Regions from separate parts of the Homo sapiens genome. Here region 1 is linked to region 2. Evidence: read pairs that join two places in POLR2A ChIA-PET (ENCODE). Cell type or tissue: PC-9. All regions are shown on one strand. Each heading gives the region's core, and the rest is flanking DNA. Links, peaks and the distances in the headings are about the cores only. Region 1 has its middle 20 kb from the start of TMCC3. Region 2 overlaps FGD6 (FYVE, RhoGEF and PH domain containing 6).

Region 1 (4,397 bases), core at 270-4,269, 530 kb after region 2:
AAAAAAGTTTCCTACTTAAAAATTGATACCATACTTGGATGTGTAGATGAAAATATCTACAGACCATGAACCATTCTGTTATTTATACTAAAGATAAATTCTTCTGAGAGCAAGTTAATTGGAAAATCCAGAAACCATTAACAATTTCTTGCACTCACCTTAAAAGAGCAATGAAATTCCATATCCTACAGTCTTGAAATGAGTAAATGGAAGGATGTAAATATTTATTGGAATGAGAGTGGAGCAGAGAGAAGCTCGGCTTTGTCTACTGGTGGGTGGTAACACATCTATGGATCATTGTTTGCACTAAGCATTTAATAATCCCATCTGTTGAAAATGTATAATTGGAGGTACTTTGAAATTGCTATAAGCTACCTAGAAATTGGCAAGAAAGTAATGCTGGAAAGATTCCAAACTCTGCAGCCAACCAAGAAATCCAATATAAATCAATATGTAATTATAAAACCACATCTTTGGCCACAGCTCTTTAAATATATTTATTTAGGCATGATACAGACTTTTAACACCAGAATCTGGAACTGGAGAGTCCTTTGCAAGCCTCAGGTTTGAATCTTTGGGGATACTGTTTATTTGACCTGCAAAACCCACAGACAAAGGCAGAACTTTCTGCCCCCAGCTGCTATGGTACTGTCTCCACTGATAACTCCACGTTCTCACTTGTCTCCCAAGTCCTTTAAGTTAGATTATATCTCATTTCAAAACTGAATCACTTGGTCTTATTAAAAACTTTATACTTCTTTTTCCTTCCTGGTACCTCTTTTCATACCAGAAATTCACTTGGTTGGGCCTGCCCTGGCTTCTCATTCAGAGAAGCATCTTTGCAGTACATTCCTACCTCTCAGGAGTTTGTGTGTATTTTTCACACTGAACTTCTTTCTTTAAAAATCTCCATTCACTGCCTTCCTTTGTTCCCTCATCTCCTCTGTTCCTCTCCCCACACTCTCCCTTTCTATTCATATATCACAGGCTGTGCACATATACTTTATGCAGAGAAATGGCATATTGAGAATTGTAGCTGTTCTTAAGAAAAGAAGACTGCATACTAGGAAGAGCTGTTAAAGACATTCTATGGGTCATTACCTCTTTAGTTATCTCTTTGGATGGAAATTTTTATGTAGCTCTATCTCTATGCAAAATTAAAGTAGGGGTTTAAGAAAGTACCTAATCAAAATGAGCAGATTTCAACAAAGGAAATCAGGGCTTTATTTTCCCAGGAATGTGGAGTTTCTTTGTAGGTTTCAAGATCCCTACTCTCTCATTCCCCAGCTGCTATTCCCCCTTATCTCCAGGCACAGCTGCTTCCATACATTTGCCAAGTTCATCATCGCATGAGTGGTGTCAGGGACTGAACTGTGCCCCTGTAACATTGGTATGTTGAAGCCCTAGACCCTAGTACTTCAGAATGTGACTGCATTTGGAGATAGGACCCTTAAAGAGGTAATGAAGTTAGAGCAACGCCATTAGGCTGGGTTCTGATCTATCTGATGTCCCTGTAAGAGGAGGAAACCAGCCAGGCATGGTGGCTCACGCCTCTGTAATCCACCTGGGCGGATCACCTGAGGTTAAGAGTTCCAGACCAGCCTGGGCAACATGGTGAAAACCCATCTCTACTAAAAATACAAAAATTAGCCGGGCGTGGTGGCATGAGCCTGTAATCCGAGCTACTCAGGAGGCTGAGGCACGAGAATCGCTTGAACCCGGGAGGCGGAGGTTGCAGTGAGCCAAGGTTGTGCCACTGCACTCCAGCCTGGGTCACAGAGTGAGACTCCTTCTCAAAAAACAAAACAAAACAAAACAAAACAAAAAAAACCGAAGAAGTGGAAACCTGGACACACTGAGAGACACCAGGGATGACCATGTGAGGACACAGCAAGAAGGCAGCTGTCTGCAAACCAAAGGGAGAGGCCTCAGAGAAACCAACCCTGCTGGCACCTTGGTCTTAGACTTCTAGCCTCTGGAACTGTGAGAAAATAAACTTCTGTTGTTTAAGCCCCCGAGTCTGTGGTATTTTGCTATGGCAGCCTGAGCAAAGTAATACAAATAGTTATAGCAATATCACATTTCTGTTATGAGATCGCCGCAGCATCAAACAGGAGAATCCAAGAAGGAGACCTAGAAAAACAGGTGAAACCACTTTCAAGCAGGAAATAAACTCTCTGGAGAGATGATCTAGCACGTGTGTGAAACATGTTCTAGGTGTATGACGTCTTTGGAACATTTTTTCCCCATCAAAGCCCAGTTTTGGGATTTTGACCTCCTTTGAAGTCAGGGAAAAATTTGGACCACAGGTTCAGGCATACGGAAGTGTAAGGAAACTATGTGGCATTCAGAGAGCTGTGTTCATGCTGATGTTGAATGCTAGGAATGTCTGATGCATGGGGTTACGCTGAGAATTAACCCGCTTCGATCCGGGTGAATTAAGATAAAGCCAAGCTGCGCTCGGTTAACAGCCCAGATGGAGATGAGTGGAGAGGTGCTGTTAACAGCACCAGAGCAGTCATTGTTTGGCTGGATTTTGGTTTCAGCTTTATAGAGTTAGCTTCAAAGAAGTCTTTAGAAGTACTTTGCACAGTCATGGAGTCCCTCTGTATATTTGATGGCCTCCAGCTCCATTCTAAAAGTGTGACCTTTATAAAGCCATAAGGGACTTTTGCTTGATTCAGTACTTTAAAGAAGGAAAAAAATGTGTTTTTGTACCCTGTGGTGTAGGCCTCTTCAAGATAGTTTCTTAAAAATCATTTGTTCCTTTTATTGTTCTTAATTTATTCCTATTTATTGATCAAGTAGGAACAATGGATATCAATGTATAATTTATGTATTATACAGTCCATCTAGAATTCCCAATGAATTATCAATAATAGAAAATGTGGGCTGGGCACAGTGACTCACGCCTGTAATCCCAGCACTTTGGGAGGCTGAGGCGGGCAGATCAGTTGAGATCGGGAGTTTTAGACCAGCTTGGGCAACATGGTGAAACCCCCGTCTCTACAAAAAATACAAAAATTAGCTGGGGGTGGCAGTGTGCACCTGTAATACAAAAATTAGCCGGGCATGGTGGTGGGCACCTGTAATCCCAGCTACTCAGGAGGCTGAGGCAGGAGAATCGCTTGAACCCCGGAGGTGGAGGTTGCAATGAGCAGAGATTGCTCTACTGCCCTCCAGCCTGGGCAACAGAGTGAGGCTCCGTCTCAAAAAAAGCAAAACAAGCAAAAACAGCAACAGCAAAAAAACCAAGAATGTTCTGAGATGAAACAATTGCACCTGCATTTTAAATTTTGGTTTGGTATTCAGGGATCTACTGCAGTTTCACTCTTTTCAATATGAACTACCAATTATTTCCTTTCCACATTGATTTCTGATGCCACCTCCATCCTAGATTGTGCTTTCATATGTGCATGAGCCTGTTTCTGAGCTCTCTCTTCCTGGGTCTCTGTGCCAATTCCTAATCACCTGAACTATTGCCAATAAAATGTCTGGCTACCTGGTAGGGAGAGCTCACTCTGTCTGCCCCTACTCCCCATATTTTTCCCCCAAGTTGTATTTTTTCATCCATTGAATTTTATTTTTCATTTTGTTTGCTTATTATTTTTGAGACAAGGTCTCGGTCTGTCACCCAGGCTGGAGTGCAGTGGCCCGATCTTGGCTCACTGCAACCTCCACCTCCTGGGCTCAAGCGATCCTCCCACCTCAGCCTCCCCAAGTAGCTGGGACTACAGGCGTGCAGTGCCACCATGCCCACATGCCCAGCTTTTTTTTTTTTTTTTCGTAGAGATGGATTTAGCCATGTTGCCGAGGATGGTCTGTAACTCTTGGTCTCAAGCAATCCAATAATCTTGGCCTCCCAACGGGCTGAGATTACAGGCATGAGCCACCACGCCTGGCCCCTCTTACGCTGATTTTTTTTTTTTTTTTTTTTTTTTTAATGAGGCAGGGTCTTGCTCTGTCGCCCAGGCTAGAGTGCAGTGGCATGATCTCGGCTCACTGAAAAGTAGCTGGGACTACAGGCGCGTGCCACCACACCCAGTTAACTTTTTTGTATTTTTGGTAGAGACAGGGTTTCACCATGTTGGCCAGGCTGGTCTCCAACTCCTGGCCTCAAGCGATCCACCTGCCTTGGCCTCCCAAAGTGCTGGGATTATAGGCGTGAGCCACTGTGCCTGGCCTCTTCCATCAAATTTTAAAATAAGCTTGTCAAGTTTTTGGAAAAATCCTTTTTTACTGGATTGTGTTTCATTTATTGATTGACTTTTAGGGAAAACTGACATTTGTTTGATACTGCATCTTTTCCTCCATGAGTATGACCTTAATATTAGTTTTAGGCTTGCTTTTATAGAAAAACGAATGTTTAAAAAATATTAGTACACACTGTATTTAAA
Region 2 (4,397 bases), core at 183-4,182:
ATTACCTCCCACCGGGTCCCTCCCACGACATGTAGGGATTATGGGGACTACAATTCAAGGTGAAATTTGGGTGGGGGCACAGCCAAAGCATATCTTGGGGGCTCCAAAAAAAAAAAAAAGCATTGTTGGGTGAATTGAATAAATAAAATTGTCGAGCAAGTCAGCGTACCAAGTAAAGTAAATTATTTTAAGTTCCTTTAACTGTCAGGTATTCTCATAGCATTTCTCTTTACTCGTAGTCAGTCTTTCCTGCCCTTCCTCCTTTTGCCTAAAAATGGCTACTTTCCTCCCTTGTCTAATTTTTCTCACAGCCAGCTGCATTCTGTTTTCATATTTCTGCTTCCTGAATATTAGTACCTAGGCAAAAAGCTCCTTCCTTGGCATAAGTACTTCTTTTTCTTTTTTTTTTTTTTTTTCTTTGGAGACAGGGTCCCCTCTCTGTCTCCCAGGGTGGAGTACAGTTGTATAGTCAAGGCTTACCGCAGCCTGTAACTCCTGGGCTCAAGTGATCCCCACCCACCTTCAGCCTCCCAAGTAGCTGGGACCACAGGGGCATACCACCACACCCAGCTGATTTTTATTTTTTATTTTTTGTAGAGATAGGGTCTCCCTGTATTGCCTAGGCTGGTCTCAAATTCCTGTGCTCAAGTGATCCTCCCATCTCAGCCTCCCAAAGTGCTGGGATTACAGGCATGAGCCACCACTACCGGTTCTTGGCATAAATATTTCAAATTGTCTGTTTTCAGGATTGCTCTTCTCTGCAGAACCATTTTATTGGTACTATCCTTTTTTTTTTTAAACATGCTTTTGCATATTTTTTTGTGTGTAATAAGTTTGGTTGGCTTCTTCACAATGTACTACTATCCTTGCCTAAGATAAATTTTTTTTTTAATCACTTTATTTGTGAATGAGTACAATTTTTTCTTGAAATTGGAGGTTTGGCCATTGGGGTGTGTTTTCTGTTGGCCATCAGGCTTAAACCCTAAGGGCTTACCATTATCTCTGCCAATCCTGGAGCTTGTTTTTTATCTGTTATGCTGCTTAGTTTGTTAGGGCCTGCTACTCGACTGGGTGGAAGCTGGTGAGAAGGGGTTAATGGACGCAGCCAGCCAGTGGCATAAGGAGAGTTCTTTCTGGAGGCCACAGGAAACCAGGGCGGCTTTGGACAGGTTATAGGCTGTCAAGTAGGGCAGCCTGGTAAAAGCTGGGTGAGCTTTGCTTTTGAATTTCGCTTTCCAAGGAGACTTTTGTTTAGGCCTGCAGCAGGGAGCCTGCAACAGGCTTGAGACTACTAAAATGTGCCAGAGGAATCAAAAGCCCTGAGTCATAGGGTCAGAATCACAGTATTGCCTGGGAGGTTGTTCCTCTTGTAAACAACATTGAATAGAGGAGAAAAGAAATTCAAGTCTTCCTGAGGAGGACACCTTGACACCCTGAGATCAAATAAATGAACAGTGAGGCATACATTTCAGGTGAGCTCAAAGGGTCCTGTTTGGTAATCTCGCTGTTGAAAATACAGACCTGTGCCTTAGAATACTTAATTCAAAATCCAGTACACTGACTGGGGTTCTAAAATGATAAGAAAAAGTGAAAATGAACTCTGTTTAAGATTTTTCTGCTGGGGTCATCACAAGGGTGTCTTAGTTTCTCAACCTTCAGGGAAGAAAGTCTGGGTCAGGGCTCTAATTCACTGAATCATGTATTTTACAGAGTCTACACATGTGACCAACCAAATTCTGGTTAGTAAACAGACTTTTGACAAGCTTGGGTGTAGCCCATATGGTCTTATTCTTTAGAATATAGATGTTTCATAAATCCATTGCTTACCATTTACTTTTTTTTTTTTTGAGACAGAGTCATGCTGTGTTGCCCAGGCTGGAGTACAGTGGCACCATCACTGCTCACTGTAGCCTTGACCTCCTGGGGTTAAGTGATCCTCCCATCTCAGCCTCCCAGGTAGCTGGTACCACAGGCATGTGCCACCACACCCATCTAATTTTTGTATTTTTTGTAGAGATGGGGTTTCACCTTGTTGCCCAGGCTAGTCTCGAACTCCTGGTCTCAAGACATCCTCCTGCCTTAGCCTCCCAAAGTGCTGGAATTATAGGCGTCAGCCACCATGCCTAGCCTACATTTACAAATTTATAACAACATGTTTACAATTTATCAGAAAGTAGTTGTAGGCAGTCCCCAATTCCTAAAAGGATTGTGTTCTAAAAGTTCATGGTAATTTGGAACTCAGAGTGTATTTCCCAAAGAAACAGCTTTGAAATGGTGGTGAAGTCCTCAGTTTAGTCCGCAGGTTATATTAACCATTACTGCCCTGTCTTCCCCTCCACTCCTCTCCCTACCCCAGCCCAAGGGAGGTGAATTATCTCTGACTGTGTATGTGTGTGTGTGTGTGCGCGTGCATGCACGTGTGTCCCTGTGATGCAAGCTGGGGCTGAGGCGGTAGCCAGGGTGGGGTTAAGCACCTGGGATCTCAGAGGAGCAAATCTACAAGGCCTGGGGCCCCAGGGTTTGTGGGAAGGATGAGATGACTAAGGAAGAATGAGGAAACTGGGGGCTGGGTGAGCTGTGTGGAAGACTGAAAGTCGTCAGGAGTGATAAGGGGGAAGGGTAGGGTAGTGGCTGGGAATTAGTAGGCAGTGAGTTTCTCTACCTCCTTTTCTTCTTATTCCAATCCCTTCTCTCTTTCCCTCCCCGTTCTCCTTTGCTAACTGCATCATTCGGCTAATTGAGTTTCTGATGCCTGGCAGAGTGAGTAGAAGAAACCAGAGGAGGAGACTGGATGAGGGTGTAAGGAGTGGCACTGAGAAACCCCAGAGGAGAAAGGACGAACAGCCAAACCTGAAGATGAAGGAGACTGGAAGGGAAGTTCCCATGGCTGGAGAAACCATAGCTTTAGGTGTTCCAGATAGGTCATCATTTAGTCACCGCTCCGGGTTCTCAGAGGCAGTTTTGTTGGTAGTGCAACTGTGAGCCACTCTGGATTATTCTGACATTTTGGGAGTATAGTTATGAGACCTCTTCCTTGAAATGTTTCAGATATAATAAACATAAAATAGCCAGCAGGCAAAGGATCTTTCTATCTTATTGATATTCAGGTGATGGGTACCCATTTACTACTATTTTTATTTAAGAAGTTTGATGTTCAGAGAGAAGTTCCTAAAATTTGAGCCTTTGAGCCTTTGTCTGTAACCCTTATTCAAGGGCTATAGACAAATCAGCAAAATAATAGTGTCCAAATGTTGGAATTTCCTTTTTGAAATTGAGGCAGATTTCTTGATTCTATAAAGAAAACTGTCCCTGGAAACATTCCAAGTTTTTCCTGTGTTGTTTCAATTTGTTCTTATTATAAATATTTCAAAGAAAAAGTATGATAATTGGGTTTTCCTAGGCAACTTAGCAAACCCTCGATTTATTTATTTCACAGATACTGACCATATGTCAAGCATTGTACTTTCAAAGGTGAAAAGTGATGCCTACTCCCAAGGAACTTCTGCCCATTGAGGTGACAGAAATTTATAATACATGGTTTTACTAATTAGTTGTCTTTTTCTTAGTTGTACCCTGAATAGGGTATTAAAGAAAACATCACCTACATGGCAACACTTGAACCAAGTCTTTTTTAAATGGGCGTGATTAGATCTGGTGTTTAGGAGGTTGTTTTTTAATGTTGGTGAGAGCAGTTTTAGTGGTACTGTTGGAGAAGGAGCCAGATTGCAAACTGGGACTGAGAAGAGAGGAAGTGGAATCAGAAATGTGGATTGTTGTCCCTTGAAACTTTGCCCAGAAGTGCCTGTCATTTGACAGGTTTGGATTTATCTTTTGGTCTTCAAGCACCAGAATTCAACATAAATTGAACTTCAAAATTATTTCTTTTAAATGAATCAGTATACCCTCATCTCTGATGAAAGAAAGTACTAAGTTTTTGTTTCTCCCCATTTTAAATTTGAGACTGGTCTTGAAGAGCTGCTGAATGACACTGCAAGTCCTATTATGGGATTTTCATTGTAAATCAGGAAACCTAGTCTAGAAGACCTCTCTCTTTGGTTACATTTACCACCTCATGGTATTGTTGGATTTCAATGTAAGGATTAGAGTATACATTAACAGCCTATGAACATTTCCATGTTGTCGTAGCACAGTTAAGATTATGCACAGTTAGAAGGTGGGGGTTGGGACTGATATTCAACAGCAGCCCTTTCCTGTAAGTTATTTTCAGAGACAGCTCAGGAAATGTAAAAAATCTGTATGCCTCTTTAACTTTGTGTTTCTCGTGTTAGAATTGTAGCCACACAGTTCTGGCAAATCTGTTTGTTTGCATACTTACCCTGCATTTGAAATTGCAGCAGAAGCATTGGGTTTTCTTTCTTGGCAATAAAGCTGTTCTT

The links. ChIA-PET counts read pairs that join two places held together with the same protein. Peaks named below come from ENCODE experiments on the same cell type or tissue, not always from the same donor. Only the 100,000 strongest peaks of a DNase experiment are listed, where the experiment ranks them.
Region 1: POLR2A ChIA-PET joins it to region 2 with 6 read pairs; 3 of 35 experiments call an interaction of 5 or more read pairs at or near these places.

What each region holds. Positions count from the first base shown.
Region 1 is chr12:94,668,013-94,672,409 of GRCh38, reverse strand. No RefSeq gene overlaps it. Among named protein-coding and RNA genes, the nearest start is that of TMCC3, 20 kb to the right of the region's middle. In PC-9, for the core only: no CTCF peak of the experiment used is centred there; a DNase peak (open chromatin) is centred at 2,119.
Region 2 is chr12:95,202,718-95,207,114 of GRCh38, reverse strand. All of the region lies in intron 2 of FGD6 (FYVE, RhoGEF and PH domain containing 6), which reads left to right. Among named protein-coding and RNA genes, the nearest start is that of FGD6, 13 kb to the left of the region's middle. In PC-9, for the core only: no CTCF peak of the experiment used is centred there; DNase peaks (open chromatin) are centred at 1,334, 2,514 and 2,874; H3K4me3 peaks cover 3,095 bases; H3K27ac peaks cover 4,000 bases.